Regions from separate parts of the Homo sapiens genome. Here all the other regions are linked to region 2. The links are chromatin loops, found by intact Hi-C in ENCODE. Cell type or tissue: B cell. All regions are shown on one strand. Region 1 overlaps MAPKAP1 (MAPK associated protein 1). Region 2 overlaps MVB12B (multivesicular body subunit 12B). Region 3 overlaps LOC105376275 (a long non-coding RNA gene).

The links. Hi-C counts contacts between places; a loop is a spot of excess contacts. Peaks named below come from ENCODE experiments on the same cell type or tissue, not always from the same donor. Only the 100,000 strongest peaks of a DNase experiment are listed, where the experiment ranks them.
Region 1: a loop joins it to region 2, with 4 times the contacts of the local background. A loop is called at or near these places in 16 of 110 quality-filtered maps.
Region 3: a loop joins it to region 2, with 27 times the contacts of the local background. A loop is called at or near these places in 20 of 110 quality-filtered maps.

The regions. Positions count from the first base shown.
Region 1 is chr9:125,554,918-125,562,917 of GRCh38, forward strand. MAPKAP1 (MAPK associated protein 1) reads right to left here. Exons shown (of 12, transcript NM_001006617.3): 6 at 4,716-4,892. Among named protein-coding and RNA genes, the nearest start is that of MAPKAP1, 150 kb to the right of the region's middle. In B cell, CTCF peaks have their summits at 3,694 (motif pointing right) and 3,898; a DNase peak (open chromatin) is centred at 3,714; H3K27ac peaks cover 1,510 bases.
Region 2 is chr9:126,488,288-126,496,287 of GRCh38, forward strand. All of the region lies in intron 9 of MVB12B (multivesicular body subunit 12B), which reads left to right. Among named protein-coding and RNA genes, the nearest start is that of NRON, 82 kb to the left of the region's middle. In B cell, CTCF peaks have their summits at 3,202 (motif pointing left) and 3,403; a DNase peak (open chromatin) is centred at 3,194; H3K4me3 peaks cover 351 bases.
Region 3 is chr9:126,224,709-126,232,708 of GRCh38, forward strand. It overlaps LOC105376275 (a long non-coding RNA gene), which reads right to left. Exons shown (of 3, transcript XR_930357.1): 2 at 2,057-2,231; 3 at 1,381-1,525. Among named protein-coding and RNA genes, the nearest start is that of MVB12B, 98 kb to the right of the region's middle. RefSeq lists a silencer at 4,373-4,452. In B cell, CTCF peaks have their summits at 4,338 (motif pointing left) and 4,537; a DNase peak (open chromatin) is centred at 4,323; H3K27me3 peaks cover 2,333 bases.

The DNA of each region.
Region 1 (8,000 bases), 930 kb before region 2:
ACACTGTTTAAAAGGATGTTAATCGTGATGTCTCATATGAAAATCAAAAGACTCAAGTTGACAAGTAAAACATTTAACACCCAATTAAACCCAACATCAGCAATGTTTAATTTCAGCAAAACATCATCTGTTACATTAAAGTTGTTAATTTGTATTTTATTAACGTTATAATTTTATCTGTATTTAGTTTGTAATTTTGTTTAGGTTGTGTAAAAACACTGAATTTATAGCTAAACATTACAGAACTTTGTATTTGCATGTATCTAAGTAGCATTATTAAAAAACTCATTTGGATAAACATTGAGACTTTAGGAGAATTTATTTCCCTTTAAAAGAGTTCTGTACATAACTTACATTTAAGAAACTCCCTCATGACAATTCCATGAGATAGTTACTGTTACCCAAATTTTAAAGATGAAGAAACTGAGACTTAACAAAGGTAAGTAAAATTGTCTAAGGTCATGCATGTAGCAAGATACTATTGAAGCTGAAACATGAACCCAGGTTTGCCTAAATTCAAAGTCTGTGCTGCCGCACTTAGAGGGAAAGATGGTACTGGAGCCCCGGGAATAGCCGGTGTGAGGGCCTCTAAAGGTCAGAAGGCGACATGGGCTTCCTGGTATTTGAAAGGCAGGAACGGGTGTAAAAAAGGGGAAGAGGTCTTAGAAAGCAAGGTGGGACACACTGCTGGGTCAGGTGTCCTCCTGGCAGCCCACAGACACCTGAAGTTTCAGTCATTCCTTCTCCATGAAGCCCTGTGCTGGGTGCTCAGGATACAGAGAGACAATAAGACTGTGCCTTCCTAGTCTTCAAGAAGTTAATGGTCTTGCTACTAACTCAGAGGATGTGTGCTCATAAGAGGACTCATTTGAAAGTATGTAGATCCTCGATGTTTACCCACTGCCCATGTTCACTGAAAGTTATTCCAATTCAGCTTTTTCAGTCCAGCTGAGCAATGTCCACCTAAACACTACCCCTCCTCTGCTATAAAACAAAGTCGGAGAAGAAAAATGTAGAAGTGGCAGAGATCTACTCAGTAACCCATTCAAGAAATACGTGTGACAGATCTATCACAGTAATGGAGTGATGGTGAGTATTGTGGGCACAGATAATTCAGTTCTTGCTCTCCAAGGGTTGTTTATTAATAGTAACAATAACAGCAGCTAACACTAAGATGATGCGTACATATGCTAAACACTGTTCTAAGTGCTTCAGATCTATTAACTCATTTAATCCTCATAACTGATCTGTGAGGTAGGTATTATTATCTCCATTTCACTGAGCCACAGAAAAGTTAAATATTCATCCAGGACCACACACACTAGTAAGGGCAAGGCTAGGATCGGCATCCAAGCGATCTGGCTCACAGCCCACCATGCTGTCACCTACTGCACTATAGCAGTGGCTGAATGTCAGCCTTAAGACAGTGAGATTCACAGGTTAAACCAACACCAGATTCCCCAGCCTCAATCTTTCAGCAGAGGGTTGGAAAGGGCATGGACTTTAAAGTCAGGGATGGCGTCAAATCCAGGCCTAAGAACAATATTGCTCACCCTCAGGTTCCACGCCTCTAAATTGTTCATAAAAACTGGGCTATTTTGGGATTAAGTGAGATAGCATATGCATAGTTGGCCCTTAGTAAGTATTAGTTCACTCCCTATGTCAAACCTACTTGCCTCTTTCTGTTTCAGCTTAGTGTCTTCCCAGCCACTTCTTGTCCCTCCTCTACTGGGAGACAAATGGAAGGAGGAAAGGGGGGAAATGACGAGGAGGAGTAGTTACGGCTTTATTTATTTTGCTGGGATTTCCTTCTCTGAAACTTTAGACACATCCCTACAGACTCCTGAAGGTCTGCTCTGTTCTGCATCTGTAGGAGAAGCTTTACTAACTTAGAATATAGACCAGAAAGGCGAGTAAGAGGTTGCTGAACCAAGAAAATACACACAGGGCAAACGGTCAGTAATCTGTACTATTTCATCAGACGACTGAGAAAAAGAAAATTTATTGACACTTTTGTTCTTAATGCTCACATATAAAGATTTCACTTTACCTCGTGTTTTCAGAAACACTCCAGACACATCAAATAAACTCTCTTGAATTTTAAAATAGAAAAAGGATTGACTGGGCTATGTGTGTGTCTGGGAGTGGGAACACAGGGATGGGAGTAATTCAGGATCAAAAAACAGAGTATTAAGTTTAAAGCAGTTGTTACTCTCTGCCTTCCCCCTCCTTCCTATTCTCCAGAAGGCAGGGTTCATAGTGAAACACTGTGTAGTCTTAGATGCCCCTCCTGGAAAGGCATATGAATCCTAGCCCCACTCCACTCTACTGAAAACTCAGTGATTTAAAGCCTCTTGCTTTAAAAAAGGACTTCTGGTTCAAAAGACTGCTATGATCATGTGTTAACATTCATGTAGAAAAAGTTCTAGTCATATTAATAATCAATAAAAATGCAAGTAAAAACTATCGAAATGCCACTGTGTATATCTTTTAGAGTAGAAAAAAAAACTTCTAATACCTTGTAATGGTAAAACTATAAAAATGATTTTAGGAATTCTGTTGGTAACATTGTAAATTAGGACATCTTTCAGAGGGCTATTGTCAATAAAAAGTGAGTCTAAAGATGTTTTTACTCTGACCAATAATCCTACTTACAAGGCATGATCCTAAGGAAGTTGTTCAACAGAATAAAAGGTATATAGATAATGACCATCATCATCAAATTACTTATTAAAACCACACAAGGAAGCAATCTAAATATTCTGTGATCGGCTTCCACTACAACCCATACACTTTTCTTTTATACTGCTTATCACATTTTAATTATTTGACAACTGTCTCACTACTAGATAGTAAGCTCCATGAGGGTAGTGCTGTCTCTGCCTAGATCTCTGGCACATAAATACAGACTGTAGGAATTAAGAACAAATACTGAAACGTTTATAATTTATTATTTTTAGATGGAGTCTCACTTTGTCGCCCAGGCTGGAGTGCAATGGCGCGATCTCAGCTAACTGCTACCTCCGCCTCCCGGGTTCCAGCGATTCTCCTGCCTCAGACTCCCGAGTAGCTGGGATTACAGGTGCCCACCACTGCATCCGGTTAATTTTTGTATTTTTAGTAGAGACGGGGTTTCACCATGTTGGCCAAGCTGGTTTCGAACTCTTGACCCTCCTCGGCCTCCCAAATCCTGGCCTGCCTCGGTCTCCCAAAGTGCTGGGATTACAGGCGTGAGCCACTGCGCCTGACCTAATTTAATGTCAAGTAAAAATAACACAAAAATATGTGTGCTACAAGTGAAACTGAGTAACATATACACACGATTATTATACAAGATTAAAAATAGTTAAGATGGAGGCATCATTGGCCAACTTTTCAATTATTTTAAATATCCTTTAAAGTTATTTTAGTACCTCTGAAATGAAAAAGCAGGAAAAAATTTGCTGTTATTTACACCAAACTTGACCTTGTAGTAGGGATGAAACGGCCACCATGAAAGCCTGAGGGCCCACTCCCCAGCTTACCCCCAGGTACTCAGTTATTCTTTCTTTGCTCAAGGGTAGAAAGAGCCAAAATACTCATATATCATATGTAGCATAACCCTATTTTCTGTAACAATCTCAAACAAAGGCAGTATGTTGAGAGAGACAGGGAAATGTCTTCTAAAGCAATCCCTTTTGAGCAGTGAATTTGCTGGTTACTAACAGCAGGGGGTGCCAAAGGGATCGCTATTGTTCCCAGGAGACAGCCATGAGAAGGACTGCTGAGGCCTAGGTTGAAAAAAAGCTTAGGTTTGAGAGTAAAATCCAAATGCAGCAGGTTTTCCCTTAACAACTGGGACATGTGGATAAAACTCAGGAGCTCATAAACTTGAATGGATAAAAACTACATTTTAATTTTCACTAACTTCTAATATTTTGCATTTCCTTGATTTATAAGTGTAGGCAAACAATCACAGCAGAATCACAGTGCCAGTGACTCTGTCATGAACAGAAGTCATAGCTAACACTACAGCACATTACAGCTGTTGCAGATTTCTCAAATACCATTTATGCTCATCACCGCTTTGAAACAACAGGCTTCAGGAGTTACTGTTAGGTATACAGCTGGATATTGTTTAATCTACTAGTAAAGCCACACATATTACTATATCATGAATTTGTTCAATAATCTGATAACTTTAAATAACAGAATACTTTTATATTCCAGTGGATTTTATTTTATGCATTTACACACGCTTTTCTGAGAAAGGCACAAAAAAAAAGCTGAAGACATGTGCTCAGTCTCAAGGCAGGCAACTGACAGGGAAGGTCAAATTTGGTCTGAGAGAAAATTATTTTAAGTCACAAGAGAGAAGTGGCCACAGTGCACATTTTCAGTTAGTGTGTATTCCTCGCAGAGAAGGTGCAAACCTAGAAGTTTTGCTTCACAGGCTCCCAGTGCACCAGTGTTTCCAGAGGCCTGGCTCTGGACATGCCGTTCAGAGATCTGCTTCACACAATGTGCCACTGCAAAGCAGTCTGCGTAGCCTAGGTGCAGAGGCATGAAATACAATGCGAATGTCGTCCTCAGCATCTCTCTGGGAGTCATCGTTATTACCAGTGGACTCTCCAGATGCCAAATATCATTTATTTGATGAACAAAACCAAAATCAGATCCAAAATGCTAGAAGGTTGGGATGAGATACCGAGAGAAGTAATAGAGTCAGTACTCACATTCGAACAAAGAGTGACTCTTTGGATGTCAGACCAGGAGATGAGTACTTTTCAACCAGGGCCAAAGTACTGAAGCCAAACTTATGAATGGGCTCATTGGAATCCAGCGGGGGGAAATCGGTGTCCACCTCCCCATCATCCTCAGCAATATGCAGGCAGTAGGCACTGACATTGTCACTGAAAGGAAAACCAAAAAGGCGAGTGAATACCAAGGTAGGGAAGGGACAAGAAGACCAGAGGGTATGGTGCACAGCAAGCAAATTGAGGAGACTGCTTTTCTTTACCCCAAGCCTGGTGATACAGTAAAAAATCCCAAATCCTACTTCATTTGATAGAGAGAATACACATGGCAATGCAAAGGGGAGAAAAACAGTGTGAAATGAAGGTCTTTATACTACTCTATTCTTGCAACATTCACTGAGCCCTATTGCAGCTACGACAAAGAACCTAACCTCTTAGATCAAAGGTGAGATTTAGTATCAGCCCTAAAAGCAGCTTACAGCATAGTAGGGAGGAAAAGTAATAAGCATTACACTAGCTACAATACAAATGTAAAAAATATATATATAAAACAGATACAAACAAAACTGTAAAGGGGGGAAGATTATCTGGCCTCGGGGAAGGCAGGGGTCAGAGGCCTTTGATTTATGGTTAGGATTAAGAAAATATCTGGACAGGCATGGTGGCTCATGCCTGTAATCCCAGCACTTTGGGAGGCTGAGGCAGGCAGATCGCTTGATCCCAGGAGTTCAAGACTAGCTAGGCAACATGGCAAAACCCCATCTCTGCTAAAATACAAAAATTAGCCAGACATGGTGGTATGCGCCTGTAGTTCCAGCTACTCAGGAGGCTGAGGTGAGAGGATCACTTGAGCCCGTGAGGTCGAGGCTGCAGTGAGCTATGATGGTGTTACTTCACTCCAGCCTGGGCAACAGAGTTAAGACCCTGTCTCAAAAAAATAAAATTAAAATTAAAAAAGAAAATATTTGTGCTCTAGATCAGGAGAAATACTCAAGGTAACCAAGACAATCCATACAGTTCTCCCTTCTCTAAAGAGTATCTAAGTCAGTTGGTAGAATCTGACTTCAAACACCATGGATCCTTAGCAGAGTAAAAGCAAATGACTGGATTAGTCCTGACACAGATACCTGGTCCTCTTGACTACTTCTGCACACTTCCCACTCCCTAGAATGTCCAGACAGTACTCCCAGATTGCAGTCTTGCCCAGTTTAGAATCAACACATACCCTCTTTGGGGGAAGTAAAAAGTTGATCTGTTCAAAGAGGATGGGAAACTATACCAACATACAGACAGTGTAAGAGTGCAATCAATTCAATTGCTCCAAACCGCAAACCTGCGAGCTTCAGAATTATGCTAGCTTCAGAAGCAGGAACCCAATAGCTCACAAGGCAGTAGAATTCTAAATTCTGCAGCTTAAGTTTGGAGTTTTAATTACATGATTGATGCTTAAATTAATTAATTGCAAAGTGTATGCTAATTGTTTAATTGGTTGGTTGATCTATATAGATCATTTTTTGAATTAAATGAGTTGATTTACCAAGTTTATTGACTGGATGTGACAATGAATTATTTCACTGACTACCTGACTTGCAATTTTCCCAATTAATTCACAAATCTTTAGCTGCAACTCTGCTTATTGCAAGAGAGGGAGCCTACTTCAGGCGATCTATACTCAGTGAGTCTGTCATGACTAAGAGATATTTATTATAAAAAACAAGTAATAAGGACAAATTAAAATTAATGGAAACTGTAAATTTGCTAAATGGATTGATAACAAGAAAGTAATCTAGCTATGTTTGTCACTTTACATTTCAGGTATTTGTAATGCTGTTAAGATATTTAAAATTCATCTTTGAATGGCATGGGAAACTTTTGGATCTCTGCAGCCGGGTACTAACTTAAAAACAGAACAATTAGAGAGGCAAAAGAAAGCACTTTGGATGAGGAAAATGTCATGGTATACTGGCTAAGAGAGCTCTGTGGTCAGAACGAGTTCAAATTTCAGCTCCATGGCTCATGGCTATGTGATTTCAGAGAATAAGCTTCACCTCGAGTTTCAGTTTCCACTTCTATAAAAAGGGTATAATCGTCCCTCAGAGATTGTAAAGATTAGATCAGATAATATATGTAGTGTCTGGCATGTAACAGAAGTAAAAAATAAATGGGAAGGTAACTATAATAAGAAAGTCATATGGAAACTAACTTATAGTTGCACCAATCCTTAAACACAAATTGTGGATGCATATTAAGCAACAATGCATCTGAGCAGCATGTTCTATGTACACACAACTGTAATGGGAGTCAACATGTCCACTGTGTTCCAACCTTGGAACCTTGGGTCACTGAGCCCCCAGGGTTTTATGAACAGGGCAGACATGGATGGAACAAGCAACAGACAGCACAGATTATTTATTGCCATGTAAATCAACCTGAGGAATGTTTGATTCTCCAGCATCACAGAGGTTCAGGGGCAAATAATAAGCCTATTGATCAAAGCAGAAAAGTCCAACAATGATATCAGAAGAATTCTGCTTTGATTGTTAAGGGACATCCCCAAATCCTCTCAAAACAAATTCAATAAATATCACAGGCTAAGATTTGAGATGCAAAAGGTTCACTGCCAAGTGCTATTATTCTCCCCAGTTCTTAAATATGAAGTGTGAAATCATTCATTCAAAACACATTTGTAAAGTGCCCCCCTGGGCTGTGGCCTGTCCTGAGCATCAGGAACAGAGGAAGGAAAAGAAGACTGATTCCTGCCATATTATACAAGATGAATAGAAGCCTCTTCTGGGTCATCAGTAAAGTCTAGCAGTAAATAGTGCTCCAACTCCTCTGACCCCTTAATTGAAAATCTGAGGAGATAATGACTAAAATTCTATATTCTACACATGGACATACTGGTTCCTTTGGTGCTTTTATAAAGGAATCATTAGTAAAAGAAGCTACTGTGATATTTTGACTTCTAAAACTGCTTCAGGACTCCAAATTAGTACTAGTACAATACCAGCAGTATCATTAGCTACATTTATTGAGTACTATAAGCCAGACACTCTGCAAAGCGGCTTAGATATATAAGCTCACTGAAACTTCACATCAACTTTGTAAATGAATCATTTATATTTCTATTTTACAAATTAGATAACTGAGCCTCAATAGGATTAGGTAGCTTGCTCAAGATTAAACAGCATGTAAGTGACAGGGCTGAGATTCAAATCCAGGCAGCCAAGAGCTGTCCCTCTTGACCCCCACCCATTCCTCTGC
Region 2 (8,000 bases):
CTCTGCTCAGAATTTGCTTTGCTCACTGTAAACCTTTGTGTTTTATACCATTAAACCAAAAAAAAAAAAAAAAAAAAATAGAGTAAATACAAGTGGGAGACTGCTTTCAGGTTCAGGGGCATAGACCTTTGACCGTGCCTCCCGCTCGTCCAGAACATCTCCCCAGGCTCGCCCACGATTCCCAGACAGGGTGGAGAGCCTGGCATCCAGGGGGAGGCTGCTCTGTGCTGGGCAGGTGCTTCCCTTCAGGATCCCTCTGCACCACGTGGGAGGAAGGGGGGTCCACCCATTTACGGAAGTCTGGACTCAAGAAGTTAAGTGACTGGCCAGATTCCCACAGCAGCAACCCAGAGCTGAACAGGGGTCTGAGTGTGACCCTGGCTGAATACATGACCGTCTTCATCTACTGAAGAGTGGTCCCAACTTGAAGGGAAATAGAAGTGTGAGCCCTGAGGCAGCACTGTCCTGTCCTTCCAGAACTGCAGCCAGTGTCCCTCCTGCCAGCGTTAACTGTCCTCACCATGCCCTGCCTGAGGGATGTTTCTGAATCGAAGCCGAAGCACAGTTGCCACCATTCGGCTTCAGGGACGGTCACCCTCCAACAAACCGTGTGACCCTGTGTATTCTGAGCATGGAGGTTAGGGACATGGGCAGCCACAGGGAGCTCCCCAGAGCTAGCCAAGCAGAGCTGCCTCCACCCCCACAAGGACACAGATGGCCTGGCCTAGGAGCTGCCCAGCACTGATTGACAAACAGGGTGTCACTTGGTTGTGGGTGGGTGTCCCTCAGCCCCCAGCATCCTGAGGAGCCCCAGGGAGCATGCGCTCCTGGGCCCGGACAGCCAGGCTGCCCTGGAGAACTGGAAGGGGAATGAGCCCATTCAGATGCCGGTGTCTGCAGGGACCCTCATGGGCTGTGTAGGCAGTGGACAGGACACAGCCTCCCAGTGTGGATGCCTGGGGTAGGGGACAAATTTGCTGTATAGGCTTGGCCCTGGGGCATGTTCCCAGGCCCCCTCACCCCAAAGTGGAACACAGGCCTGCTCATCCCAGCCCAGCGTGCCACACAGCGCGGCAGTCAGGGCACCTGGCAGCTGGTGGAGCGTGGTTAGATGTAGCTGCCCTGCTCTTCACCAGGGTCTCCCCAAGAGTCGTGGTACCTGATGCACTTGGGTGAAATTTCATGAAAAATGCCCAAGGACGGTCATGTTTTAAAGTTAGAATCAGTGGATGCGCCATTGAGCAAATTTTGAAGGAAAGGATCTGTGGAAAGACAGAAAACCTCTCACGATTCAGACATGCTCCATGATGGCGCGGGTGGCTGAAAGTGAAGGAAGCCGTGATTCATAGAGAAATTCCAACTCAAACGCCGTCACCCTGCTGGCTCCCCATGACAGAGCAGTGGCCTTCTGCCTGGCCATCTTCCAGCAGCCATGTGCTCCTGCCACCTCCGTCACCTCGCACCCAGAGCAGGGGCTTTGCTGTCCTCCCAGGGCCCGCATACATGAGTCCCAGGCATGAGGAAGTGAATTTTTACCTCATCGTCCCTCAGCCAGGGAGGTGACCAGGGGCTGGTCAGTGGCAGCCTCGTGGCCACCGTGGGCAGTTTTCTTGTCCCGGCCCCACCTGTCCGTGCCTTGTCCCCTCCCCTCCAGTTTGGCTCTGCAGGAGGGCAGTGGGTGACCCGGTGGGGCTGTTGTCCCAGTGAAGCCCTTACGGTTCTCCAGACAAAAGGCTGTCTGTGTCCCAGAGCCTGGAAAGTGTAATTTCGCAGCCAGCGCCCATGATGAAGCATCTTCTCTGGGCGTGAGGAGATGGGTGTATAAATATTCTCTGTCTCTGCCGCTCTTTATTTCCCTGGTAAGCAGTTGCCCCATTTCTCTAGCTGATGGATTCCCCATCGCAACCAGGGTGGGAGCTGCCTGGCTCTGCAGTCCAGGCGGGAGCTTCTAAAATAATCCTCATGTCTTGATTACCTGTGTATCCTCCCTCCCCACCCACGGTCCCGCCCTGGCATCCGTGGAAGACCTCACCATCCCGGTCAGGAGGCAGCAGCCTTGGGTGTAGGTTTCATGCTGTGTGCTTAACTACCCGCAAGCCTTGTGAGAACAGGAGTGAACCATTCCTGTAATGACAGGGCACCGGGCAGTGGAGAAGTCCGGAGCGACTTCCAGCCCCATGCGGAGCCGTTTCTATCAGCTGCCAACCTCAGCAGAAACCACAGTGCTCCCCGTTCCCTTCCAGGAGTGCCACCATCAAAACCGCGGCGGAGGAAGCACACATTAGCCTGCCGCACTCCTGGCGGAGCAACAGCCTCCATTTTCATTCGACTTTAAAGCCGAAAGATGAGGGAGGGTCTAATTAGTAAAGGGATGCTCTAATATTAATCACCCGCTTAAAATTGACAAGGGAGGCAGTTCATTTAACCACTTAATTGCCACAGGTTTTTATGGGCTGCTGTTTGCAGACATATTTAATGAAGAAGTTATAAATCTAAGGGAGCTTACAGTTTTAATTTTATACCTAAATATTTTCCTTGTTCTCATGTTTGTAGTCAGTCCTCAAGAGTGTAGTCACGTGGAATGTTCTTTAAATGAACATATTTGCTAACTGGCGTGATTTCAGTTTTTAAAACACTGGTTCCAGCAATTAGGCATTTTTTTCAGTTCCCAAATGACTAGAGAAATCCGTCTTGATTATAATTGCTCTTAGCCACGCATATCTAATTTGTGTCTTTTTAAGTGTTAATTAGTAAACAGTTTGAGCTGACATCTTTATGTGTTTGTGCGTTGAAAAATGGGGCTTATTGCTTATTTAGCTTGGGGCCGATTCCACTAGCATTTACGTCACGACACTGAGGTGGAATTAATGAAAATGCATTTGGCAGCATGAGGTGAAAAGGATTTTTGAATTCAACTTTTAGACGTCCGCATTGCGTGGGCTTCTGCGGGTCTCTTCAAATATACGAGGTTAGCGTAGATTTGGGACCTATGTCCCGCAGGAATAAAGTGAAGCAGATTTTTGTATCAATAATGAAATGGCAGCGTCCCAATTTTATAAAAGCAAAATGTTCCTATTCCCGCACAATTGTTCATTCTTTCTACTTTTGGAAAGCTTTCCTGGTGCTTATTAGATGTTGAAGAATTTTGTGGCGCGAACTGGTGCAGCCTGAAAAATGTGCGGTCCCTTTGCACCATCTAGTGGTAGGATCTTAAACTGCAGCAGGAAATAAGGTGCCTTTTCTCTGCCTATGAGATTCAATATTTCACCGCCCAGAATCCTTGTTATTTCTTTATTTTTCTGTTAGAAAGCTGAAATGTTTGGGGAAATAAATCTGCCTACTTCAGATATTAAAAGTTAGATAAATAAAAAGAAACCAACCTAGTCTGCTCCCTTTAATATATTGCTAAAAGACACAAAACTATCACCCAAATTCCTACAGAGCTGTCACACTGAGCTAATTCCAGCCCAAAACAAAGAAACCTAACGAATTAGTAAAGTAGATGCCTTGCAGAAATCATGAGAGAAGTCTGAGGCTTCTTTTCAAATACAGGATATAGCTTGGGACCACCGCTTCATAGACTCTACAAGCGTCTGACCACAGCGCAGGAATCAGTTTTATGCCACAGACAAGATTAATTATCTTCCCATAAATTGTTGAGGTTCTTTTGGGCAGTTTATCATTCTAAGCAGCTCCCCTGCCGATCAAAATTGATTTTTTAAATATTTAGTGTTTCCTGAGTACCAAGGTTGTCCATGTTTATAAAAATGCAAACATTACAGGAACATGTAAAAGGTGAACCTCCCCCTCCGTCCACTCCTGCGGCACGTGCACACACACACACACACACGCTCAGCAGGCTCATGCAGTACTGCCGGCTGCGACCTGCCTCTGTACTATCTAGTATGTCTTACACGTCTTCGCATGTTCCTTTACAGATCAGCCTTACCCTTTTTAATGACTATATGTTGTTCCCTTTTATGATTATGCCATAATTTATCTAACCAATCCACTATTGACTGACTTTTGAGGTGCTTCCAATTATTCACAATTACACCGCTGCAATAGATTTCCTTGTACATGTTGCCTGGCTCGCCTGGGTCTTTCCCTGGAAGAGGATGTATGTTACCATTTGCCTTTTGAACAGGGCGGGGCTATTGGAAGTCCCACCAGTGGTGCCTGAGGGGACCTTTCCTCACATCCTTATTCTAGCTAAGACTCACTGGGACCTTAATGTGCCCCTCCATTTAATTTTTAATCTCTGCTTATTTTGGCCAGGTGCAGTGGCTCACGCCTGTAATCCTCACACTTTGGGAGGCCAAGGTGGGAGGATCACTTGGGCCTAGGAGTTTGAAACTAGGCTGGACAACATAGCACCACCCCATCGCTACAAAAATAAAAAAATTATCCAGGCACAGTGGCTCATGCCTTTCTTCCCAGCTACTCAGGAGGAGGCTGATGTGGGAGGATCACTTGAGCCCAGGAAGTTGAGGCTGCAGTGAGCTATGATTGTGCCACTGCACTCCAGCCTGGGTGACAGAGAGAGACCCTGTCTCTTAAAACAAAAAACAATTTGGCCACTCTTCAAGTTGAACAACTTTTCAGGTGCTTATGAGCCACTGTGTTCTCACGCGAGCGTCTTCTGCTCGCTCTCTGCTCAGTTGTTTTCTATCAGCTTCTGTAGCTTTTGCATTGATTTTAAAGAGCTCTTTACGTTTTAAAGAGAGCAAACTTTTCTCTATGAGTTCAAATACACACACTTTAATCAGTGTCTTTTCAGCTTGTAAATGATGTGTTCTGCTATACAAAAGTTTCAAAATGTTCGTGGGCAATTTTCTCTGTTTATTTGGGCTTTGTGTCATAGTTAGATTATGAAAACATTCACCCCTGTTTTCCCTTATTATTTTATATATTAAAATATTAAATACTTTTCAACTACTTAATCCATCTGAAATTTATTAGAAGGTAAGAACTACAGACAGCTTTATTTTACCCTAAAACATTAGCCGGTTTTCTTAATGTTGGCGATCTTTCTTTGACTCTTAAATGCCACTTTTATCATATGTAAGTGGATCAGTGGATGTTTTTCTTGATTCCGTTCTGCTCTGTTATTCTATTTTTATATTAGTACCACACTATTCTGAATCTTATCGCTTTATAGTAAGTTTTAATATAGGTTAGGGTTAGTTCTCTCTTTTTTCCCCCAGAACTTTACTAATTTTACTCACAGGACTATTCTTCCAGTTGAACTTTAGAATCTTGGGGGCGAAGGAAGTTCCGAAAAGCCCACTCTCGATTTTTATTGGAACTGCATTGAGCACATGGTTGAACAGAATAGTAATCGGAATCTTAGATCAAGCGTCTCTCCATCCAGAAACAAGGGATGCCTCTTGTAAGCCCAGGTCTTGGTCCTTTCTCTTTAGGTCATTCCTAGGTGCTTTCTGTCTTTGTGGTTCTTGTGAACGAGATCTTTTTTCTCATTCTATTTTCTGCCACTTATATGTAAAGCAACCATTGACTTTTGTGTAATATTTCTGGAGCTAGATATCCCTCTGGCTTCTTTTACTGTTTCTGATGGCTTTCCAGCTGCATTTCATCGGTTCCCCAGGCAGGCAGTTACGTCGCCTGTGAATGCTGAGGCCTCCATCCTGGCAAGGTCGTTCCTCTTCCTGTGTGCCATTGTCCGACACCTCGGCAGGGACTTGCAGGTCCCCAGGCCTCCTTATGTCATCCGTATTTTAAATGGAAGTTTGTAGTTTCAATATTAACCCATAGTGCTGCGTTTTGACTTGCTATTTATAGACATTGTTTTTTTTTTCCTTCATGTTAAAGTGTTAGCCATCTATTTCTGTTTTCCTAAATGTTTTTATCAGAAATGGATGGTGGCTTTTGACAAATATCTTTGAATCATCCATTGAGATGATCATATTTTTTCTCCCCAAGCATATTAATACGGTGGATTGTATTAATAGAGTTCCTAATTCCAAGAGTCTTGGAGGCCCCCTTCCCCACTGCCCTTTTGGGTCTTCTCGGCAGCCAGTGTCCTGGCAGCCACCACCACCACACATCTTGTTCCCGTGGTGGCCCAAGGCATTCATCATATGAATAAGAGAACCAGGCTGAGCCTGCAGAAATAAAGTGAAGCAGAGATTACGTTTGCCAGGCAGAACCACCTGCCCTGGTTACCGCCATGAGTCATACCCGCTCATGCAGAATTGAAGTCAAGGTGAACATCTCGCCTTTTGCATGTCCTTCAGAGGAGGATTTTCCTACCCTTTTCTTATGGTCTCTGGGAACTTTTGCACCTCTAGTTTTAGGTAAAGTAATGCCTACAAAGATGAACAAGTGGAAAGCTACCTGGCATGTATGTAAAAATAAGCATCAAGACAAAGGGTGGGGAGGGCACCTTTTCAGAGCACCTCACGGCTCTCATTTTCCACCCAGTAACCAGTGGTGGCAATCAGTGTGGTTTTAAATCTCTTCTACAAACTATCTAGAAGAGGAGAAATACAAAGACTCACTTTTTAGGTGGTATTCAGGTGAATTCTAAAATGCTGACTCAGTGACCAGGGAGCACCCCACCCCCCCCCAGGGTTGTTTGCAGACACCAAAATAGCATTTAGGCCAGGCCCGGTGGCTCACACCTGTAATCCCAGCCCTTTGCCAAACCAAGGTGGGTGGATCACTGGAGCCCATGAGTTTGAGATCAGTCTGGACAACATGGTAAAACCCCATCTCTACAAAAAATACACAAATTAGCCAGGTGTGGTGGTGCATGCCTGTAGTCCCAGCTACTGGGGAGGCCAAGGTGTGAGGATCACTTGAGCCCAGGAGGTCAAGGCTGCAGTAAGCTGAGATCGAGCCACTGCACTCCAGCCTGGGTAACAGAGTGAGATCCTGTCTCAAAAAAAAAAAAAAAATGAGAGAGAGAGAAAGAAGAGAAGGGAAATAGCATTTATTCAGTGGCCAGGGCATCTGACGGTGCACAGCCCTGCCCAGAGCCTCCACCCAGAGCAGCACAGCTGGACACCCAGGTGCCACAGGGAGGGAAGGGTTGGGGAGAGCGAGGCGAGAGCAAGTCATGGTTTTGTCTTTGTTCGTCATGCAGCCGTCTTCATTTCCACCACAAAATGTGCTTTCTCCCATTTTTGTTTTGAAATACATAGTTTTCTCTATCTTTCATTTTCCTACTTTTAATAGTCACAAGTACGAGAAACGTTTTGCTTTCTTGCTTGCTCTGCCCCCATCATCCTATACATGCACACACAAGACACAGTCACTGTGGTGAGATGGCAGTGGACACTCTTCCCAGCTGGGCGCCGTGTAGGGAGTGCGGGGTACTGTGGCAAACTGGAGAGCACAGGCCTCTGGAAAGGAGGTCACCTCCACCCACCACCCACCTGTGAGACTGAGGGTTTACTGGGTGAGAATGAGGGTCTGGAATTGTATCTCCCTATGTTTTTTTCAATAACATCTAGATAAATATTGGCATCCTATGCAAAGTCTTTCCACTTTTCAGTGTTTATGACTATTGTGAAACACCGCACAGGCCAGCACTGTGTGAACCTGCAGCTTGTACACTGTCTGCATAGAGAAACAGACCAAATCACTAGACTTAGACTCATTTTCATCATCCACAGGTGTGACATGCTGCTGTGGATGGGCCCTGGGCTTGGTACTTGACATGCATGAGTTACTGTACCATGGGATGGGCTGTCACTCAGTCATGCCCAGGGGCCCCAGGGCTGTGCAGGCACAGTGCTGCTGCTACAAGGACTAGAAACCAGGATGACCTTCTACCTGCCCAAGAACTGAGCCCCTAAACTAGCTGCTTTCTCTCCTTTGCATTGAGCTATGCCCAGAGCCTGATGTGTCTCTTCACTCACCATCGACTTGTCCACCCACCCACCCACCTACCCACCCGTCCATCCACCCACCCATCCATACACCCACTTACCCAACCATCCATCCACCTACCCATCGCCCCACCCACCCTTCCA
Region 3 (8,000 bases), 260 kb before region 2:
CATAAGGTGGGAAAACAACAACGGCAAAAACGAGTTAACTGCCCTGCTCAGTAATAATAGTATTGTATGAGTTTCACTAGCTCAGTTAAGACTCCAGAATGAGGCCAGGTGCAGTGGTTCATGCCTGTAATCCCGACATTTTGGGAGGCCAAGGTGGGAGGATCACTTGAGCCCAGTAGTTTGAGATGAGCCTGGACAATATAGCGAGACTTCTTGTCTACAAAAAAAAAATGAAAAATTAGCCAAGCATGGTGGTGCATGCCCGTAGTCCCAGCTACTTGGAAGGCTGAAATGGGAGGATTGCTTAAGCTCAGAAGGTTGAGGCTGCAGTGAGCCCAGATTGTATCACTGCACTCCAGCCTGGGTGACAGAGCAAGACCTTGTCTAAAAAAAATCTAGAATGGACTATAAAGGGATGTTCTAAGAGCATCTAAAAAGAAGAAGTGGTAAATCCAGGAGAGCAATGGGGTTGCTAGGAAAAGGCCACATCAGGCTCATGCCTGTAATCCCAGAACTTTGGGAGGCCGAGGTGGGAGGATGACTTGAGGTCAGGAGTTCGAGACCGGCCTGGCCAACATGGCAAAACCCCGTCTCTGCTAAAAATACAAAAATTAGCCGGGCGTGGTGGCAGTTGCCTGTAATCCCAGCTATTGGGGAGACTGAGACAGGAAAATCACTTGAACCCGGGAGGTGGATGTTGCAGTGAGCCAAGATCATGCCACTGCACTCTAGCCTGGGCAACAGAGCAAGACTCTGTCTCAAAAAAAACAAAAAAACAAAAAAACAAAAAAACAAGAAAAGAAAAGACCACATCAGATTGGTCCATGTCCTTGTCCACAGGGTGACCAGCCCAACAGGTCAGAGAAGTGAGGCTGTAAGATGGGATCTAGGGTCCTGTGAAGTGCATGGTGAGATCCCCAGGACATGCTCAGGCAAGATGGGGAAATGTGGGATGGACAAAGACACAAGCAAATAACCCCACGACTACAGCCAATGTCCACGGGTGGGTGGGGGTGGGATCTCCACGGAGTGCCCCAGGCTCCATCCTGTTCAGCTGTATTTCACTTCCTTGTGCACGAAGGTAGAGGTGGCACCTTCGCAGGTCCCACAGAGTGTGAGCAAGAGAGCTCCGCTGGGTCCAGAGCCCAGGCAAGGAGAGAGGAGCCCGGTCGTGTCAAGGCAATGTGTCCAGGACCCATAGGGGCTCTCATATTTGAGTCCTAGACACGGAAAGGAGAGAGTCTCAGGCTACCCAGGGTGTGTGGGAAAAGGGGCCATGGTGGGGGGAGAGGGAGGGGCCACTAAAGGGGCTTTTCCTCTGCTGCTAAGCACTTTCCTTGCAGGCTCTGTGACACAGGACGAAAGTGGGGCTCCCGCAGGTTGCAGCACCTGTGCATGGTCACCTGGTCGATGAGCAGCAGGGCCAGAGCACCAACCCAGGATGTGCCGCTGTTCTAGGCTGCCTCCCATCTGGGCAGCAGCCTCCACAGCCTACAGACTAGCAGGGTTCATGGTTTTTTTCTACCTGGAACAGATCACAGAGTTGGAAGGGAGAGGAGTCACCCCCTCAGCCCTGGGGCAGCCCCCAGCACTCTCCAAGAACCCCGGGGCTCTGGGCAGCAGAGTTTGAGCACTGGGTCTAGGGTGAAGTGAACAGCCCAGGTGGCTGGTTTTGCCTCTGTGAGAGCAGCCCAGGAGAGCAGCCAGCCGAGGAGCTGCCTGAAGCTGGAGGGGCCAGGCTGGCTGACCAAGGAGAAGCATCGGGAGCAGCCGAGAGGGGCTGCACCTGATGCTGGGGGCAGGAGGGGGCTGCGAAGAGCTCCCTGTTGCTGACTGCCCACCTCTGCAGGGCTGATTGGAGGGGGGAGTAGAGGGAGCTGGGGGGTAGCACATAAAGGCTGATTCTGAGGAAGGACCTTCTCGGAGTTAGAGTTCTGCAAGGATGAGTGAGTTTCCCATCCCTGGAGATGGCCAACTGGGTGAACCCTGCGGGGAGAAATTACAGAGGGAATCCAGGCATTGCTGGACACACTGGGCCTTCGAGGGTCCTTGCAACCTGGAAATTCTGTGATGCTGTTGCATAAGCTGTTCCCACCATCTGGAATATGCCGTTTCCTCGAATTCCACCTCCACACTCAAGTCAAACCTTTCCTCTTGCAGGGTGTCTCCCCAAAGCCACCCGTCGTCCCTCATCTCATTTTCTCTGGCTCATGCGTTGTAAACTAGACACCCTATGGAACAGAAGAGAGTCAAATCAAATGCAATTGCAGGAAATTGACTAGAACCAGGGAAAACAATAGCACACACTTGTATAGCACCCACTAGTACCAGGCACTGATCCCCAAGTACACAGACATGGACCTGTTTAACCCTCACAACCATGATTGGCATAGGTATCGTGTTGGCGCCATGTTCCAGATGAGGGCAGCTGGAGACCAGGAGGAGAAGTGACCTGCCTAAGGCAATGCAGCCAGGGCCAGGGGAAGAGCTGGGATTTGAACCCAGGCAGTCTGGCTCCGGAGTCCATACTCTGAATCACTGCCTCGAGGCTGTCAGGACGATAACATGAGCCAATGCTATGAGAACACAGAGCAGAGCCGGCACTTAGTAGGCACTCGGCACTCCCGAGGCCCGTCTCCCTTTGTCTCTGCCCCTGAGTGTGCCCACCACTGTCCCTGCCCTGCCCAGCTCTGCCGCTCCCTGCTGCTCATCCTCTCTGGCTTTGTCTAGCTCTCCCTGCCCCTGTGTGTCACTCTATGTCTGCCTCCCTGTTCTTCTCCCTCCCCTGCCCTGTCTTTTGCTCTGTGTCCTTGTCTGTCCTTCTGTCCTCTCTGTGTCTTCCTGTCCCTTTCCCACCAGCCCCCACCGCGTGGACCCCGCTGACTCGTGCTTCTGCTTTCCCCGTATCCCTGGCGCCTCTCATCATCAACGCGTCCTTTGTCTTTACAAGCCGGCCTGGTCTCTCTCCATCTCTCCCTCCATTTACGAGCCTGTGTGTTAGTGGACAGGGCAGCCGATGGAGGCCACTCACTAGTGACCCATCTCTGTGATCACCTCATTATTTATCACCAGGGACGCCAGTGTTTCCATAAATTACCCCGACCTGGAGCTGCCCGCGCTGGAATCAATAGTCGCCTCTCACCTAATACCCAATTATTAATAATCACGGGGTGAAGGGTGGCCAGACATGGCCAGACATGGCACTCCAGGTTCTTGCCTGGCAGGGGGAGGGGCGGGCTGGGAGGGTGCTGGACCCCATGCTGCAAGATGCCAGCACAGGGCAAGAGGCAGGGCCTGGAGAAGGACAGGGTCCCCACATTCTCTCTAGGACTGGGCGATAAAATCTGAGCCATGGTTCCACCCTGAGGGCAGAGGGAGACACAGAGCCCCATCTTTAGGGTCCTCTAGTCTGAGGACAGGAGACCTGGCCAAGCAGTGAAGTCTGCCCTTTTAGGACCCACCGGGGCCCCTAGCCATAAGGGTGCACCTTCCCCAGAGAGGAGAGCTTCATCCTGCGGGCAGACGAAAGACTACCAGAGGCAGGTGCTAGAGTGGGGCTTTGGTTCCACCACGGCACGGGGGTCAAGAGGTGATTTTCCAGCCCTGCCCCCCGGCCCTGCAACACACACTTGGAGCCCTGCAGGTACATCTGGGTAAAGATCTGAACCTGCAGGAGCTGGTGCTTGGTGGGGTGGAGGCATGGCAGGAAGGACAGGAGGAGGAGCAGGACACCTTAAGGGGATCTACACCTGCTGGAGCCCGAGGCTGGGGGCTGGGGAGCGAATCAGAACAGCTGTCCATACACATGATGGTGGGAGAGGCAAGGCCAGCGGAGGGAGGCCAAGCCCTCAGTGTATCCTGATACCCAGATATACACACGCGCTCAACCACTGACTCTCCCTTCACTGCACCAGAGGTTCAATGGACGGACACACACACACACAGAAACACACCTCACATGCACAAACCAGCGGCATGAAAACACTTTTGCACCGAAGGCATTCTTACAAAGCAGACAGTTACATACACACACACATGGACACCTGCATAGAGTCACTGATAAACACAGATGCGTGAGGGCACCCACACACACCCACACGCAGAAATACAAGTGCATGTTTAGGCCTATGCACACATACACCCCAGATATCCCCCACACACACAAACACACAGGCACCTACACACGCTGACACAATGCACACTTGCAGCCCATCCTGCGCGCACACCCTTTTGTGCACACAGTGTGCACATGCAGCGACGCGGCCTCTAAGGGCATCTTGCGGAGTGAGGCTGAGGCTTCGTTCAACTCCTCCAGAGCCCAGTCGGTTCCAACACTGCCACCATGTGGCCTCAGGTGCACAGTGCACAGGCCATGAGGCTGGAACACCCGGCCGGTGGGGAGGAGGTCTGGCCCCAAATCTTGGGTCCCTCCATCTAGTTGAGCCGGACTGCCATTTGGCCACTTCCCAGTGAAACCGAACACAGTCCTGGAGAACTGGGTCAGACTGTGTGACAGCTGGAGCCTGCTACTGTGTGCCATTGCTGTCCATCCAGCAGGGCTGGCACCATGGCCTGTCTTTGCAACCCATGGCTGGTGACACGTGGTAGGCAGGCGGCCCCCATGTTAGTGTAGACTTGGTGCGAAGTTGTTTAAACTCTCCCAGAGAGACTGGGGTTTAATCCTGACCTGCAATGTAATCATTAGTTCACCCATCACAGTATCGAGGCTGTAATCTGTGTCGGTGTATGATGCTAGGTTGAAATTATGGTGAGCAACAGACAGTTGCCTCTCCTAAATGTCAGGGGGCCCAACACTGAAGAGATAACACAACAAATATTTATCAGGTTACACCATAGAAAACTGACATTGGTGTAGGTCTAAAATGGTCAACCACTGGCAGAGTATTCACGCAAGATCCTTTGATTCACCCTAATGATGGCAAGTGTCATACGGTTACAGAACAGGGCAGTGGGGCTTAACCTGGGGTTGGAATGGCAGGGAAGGCTTCCTTGAGAGGAACTTGACTCTAAGCTGAACTTGAAAGGGTGAGTAGTGATGAAGTTGCTCACAGGGTGGGAAGAGCTGTGCAAAGGCCCTGAGGCAGGAGAGAACTAGCATATTGTGGAAACTGAGAGAAAGCCAGTGTGCTTAGAACCCAGCACCAAAGGTGAGGGGCGTGAGTAAAGCCAGAAGGATTGGAGAACCAGGAGCTCCAGGCAGGATCCAAAGTTTAGGGCTTGGGATTATTTAGTACTTGGGACTTTTTTCCTCCCAACAGCACCAGGGAGAGGCTCGCTGAAGAAGAGTGTAAGCATGGGAATGTCATACTCAGCTTGGTGATTTCAAAAGCCCACTCTGGCTGCAGAGTGGAGAAGGACTGAGTGATGGGGTGGGGAGTACAAGCTGTTACCCACATCCAGGTGAGAGATGGCAGTGGGGAGAAGTGCACAGAGCCAAGATCTTGGTCCAGCTGCTCTCTGAGTCCAGGTTTTGTCCTCTGTAAAGTGGGCTGTAATTTCTACCTTGCAATGAGGATGAAGTAAGAAAATGAATATAAAGCACTTGGTAGGTGCCTGGCACATAAGGAGTACTCAGCAAATGGCAGCTGTGATTCCTCATCTTATCATCTTATTATTAGAAAGCACAGAGGACCTGTCCCCCTGCCCTCGCTGTGGGCTTCCAGTGGTCTGTGCCACTCGGGGCCAAGCTCACAGATGGCGCCCAGAGCTCGTGGAGGCACAGATGTTCTCGCTTTTGTTCTCAGAGGCCCTGGAGCCCTCAGGTGCCCCCATGCTCCTCAATTTACACTCAAGGTCTCCCCAGGCATAAGCACTCTTAGGGAATTGGTGCCTGGGAGGACCTTGCCAAGGTTTTCTCTCCTCCTAGATACTGCAAGGAGCTGAGGCAGACACCCAGCCACACAGGCCTGCCAAGGACGTTCATGATCTTGTAGAGATGGGGAAACTGAGGCTCGGGACAGTACATCACACACTGAGTAGCAGTGCTGGGATTTGAGACCACCCTGACTCCCAAAACTGTGCTTTTTAATTTTTTGATCCGAGGTTCAGAAACTTGAGTTAATCACACATCTCAGTTCCCGGCAGACTATTCATGCAGGATCCGTCTCCTGACTTGTTATTACTAAAAAATCGATACATGTCAATCATTCCCAGAGCCTTATTTTGTACCCGGCTCAGTGACAGGGCCCGCGCGGGTGCATCCACAGGTGGTTCAGCGGCAGGTCCTATCCTTGGGGAGCATGTGAGCTGGTGACAGTCAACTCTGGGCAAAGAACTTCCACTCTCCTGGCCGGAAGTGCTGATTTAAGGAATTTATCCAAGAAAAACAAGGACGAGGGTCTATAAAGGTGTTTGCATCAGACTAATAATAAAGATTTCATGCCCTTCAGTGAGGAATAAATGCATTATGATATATCAGTCCAGTGGAACATTATGTATCTATTAAAACTGGTGGCAAGAGCGTTCCTTTATTGATGTGGAAAGATGGCTACACTTTGTTATTCAGATTTTTAAAAAAATAGGTCATATAACAGTATTCATAGAGATTTCCATTTTGAAAAACATAGATAATACATGCATATATTTTCTTTATTCTAAGATGCACATTTTTTAACATTTGAACATTTCTAAAATCAGGATGTGCATTGCAATTAATGGATATGTTTAATGCATAGTTCTTTTCTCCAAAAGAGCCGTGTAATTAAATCAGTGATGCATCCCCCAGTCAGTGTTGTCCCAGAATCAAGAAAAACATATATATACGTACACACATAGGACAAATTCCAGAAAGACAGCAACCAAAATGCTAAAAGTCATTAAATCTAGGTGATTTCCACTTTCTTCATCAACCTTCTGTACTGTCTGGGTTTTATAAACTGAACACGAATTATTTTTATAATTAGAAAAAAATCCCCCATTTCCATATTGAAAAACAAAACAAAGTCTCAGGTCAAAAAAAGTCCAAGCTTCTCATACACAGCAGGCCAGAATACTCGCTAAACAGAGCCCCAGAAGCAGGGGACGGGAACCAAGGGGACTTGGCAGCCTGGTTGTAAAGGAGCTGGGCTTCCTAACACAGGAGGGATCTGGGTAGATGGGGAACAGGTTTAGACCCTGCAAGCCGAGGAGACAGTCTAAAAGGAGGCCTGGGGATCCAGAGCATTCCCTTAGGGTCTGGAGGGAAATAGTGTGACCGAGGCCAGGCAGATGGCAGTGGTGGTAGTTAGAATAACAACCCTAGCTGACATTTATTGAGTGCTTACTCTGTGCTGGGTACTGCTCTAAGCATTTCATACGCATTTCCTTATCGTAACAGACTGCCTTGTATCCCCGCAAGATGCATATGTTGATGTCCTAACCCCCAGTGTCTTAGAGTGTGATCGCATCTGGAGATAAGGTCTTTAAAGAGGTGATAAGGTTGAAATGAAATCACTAGGGTGGACCCTAATCCAGTATAAGTGGAGACTTTATAAGAAGAGGAGATTAGGACACACACATCAACAGACAGAAGAACAGGCAAAAGCACAAGGAGGAGAAGACGGCCATCCACAAGCCAGGAAGAGAGACCTCAGAAGGAACCAACCCCTGCTGGCACCTTGACCTCAGCCTTCTAGCCTTCAGAAGAGTGAGAAAATACATTTCTGTTGTTTAAGACCCCCAATCTGTTGCTCTTCGTGATGACAGCCCTAGCAAACTAATATACTTCCTTACCCCACAACAACCCCGTGGGGGTGGTTGTTTCAGTTATCTCTTGCTGCGTAACAAGCTGCCCCAACACTTTGTAGCTCAAGATATCAATAATAATTTGCTTTGCTCTGGAGCTTGGCAAGGTCAGCTTATCTACACTCTGCATTGCTGGGCAGACGACATTCAGGATGGCTCATGCATGTGACTCACATGACAAGCTGGTGCTGTGAGCCAGACACTTATTGTGGCCTCTCCATGTGGCTGCTCGGCCTCCTCACAGCATGGCCACTGGA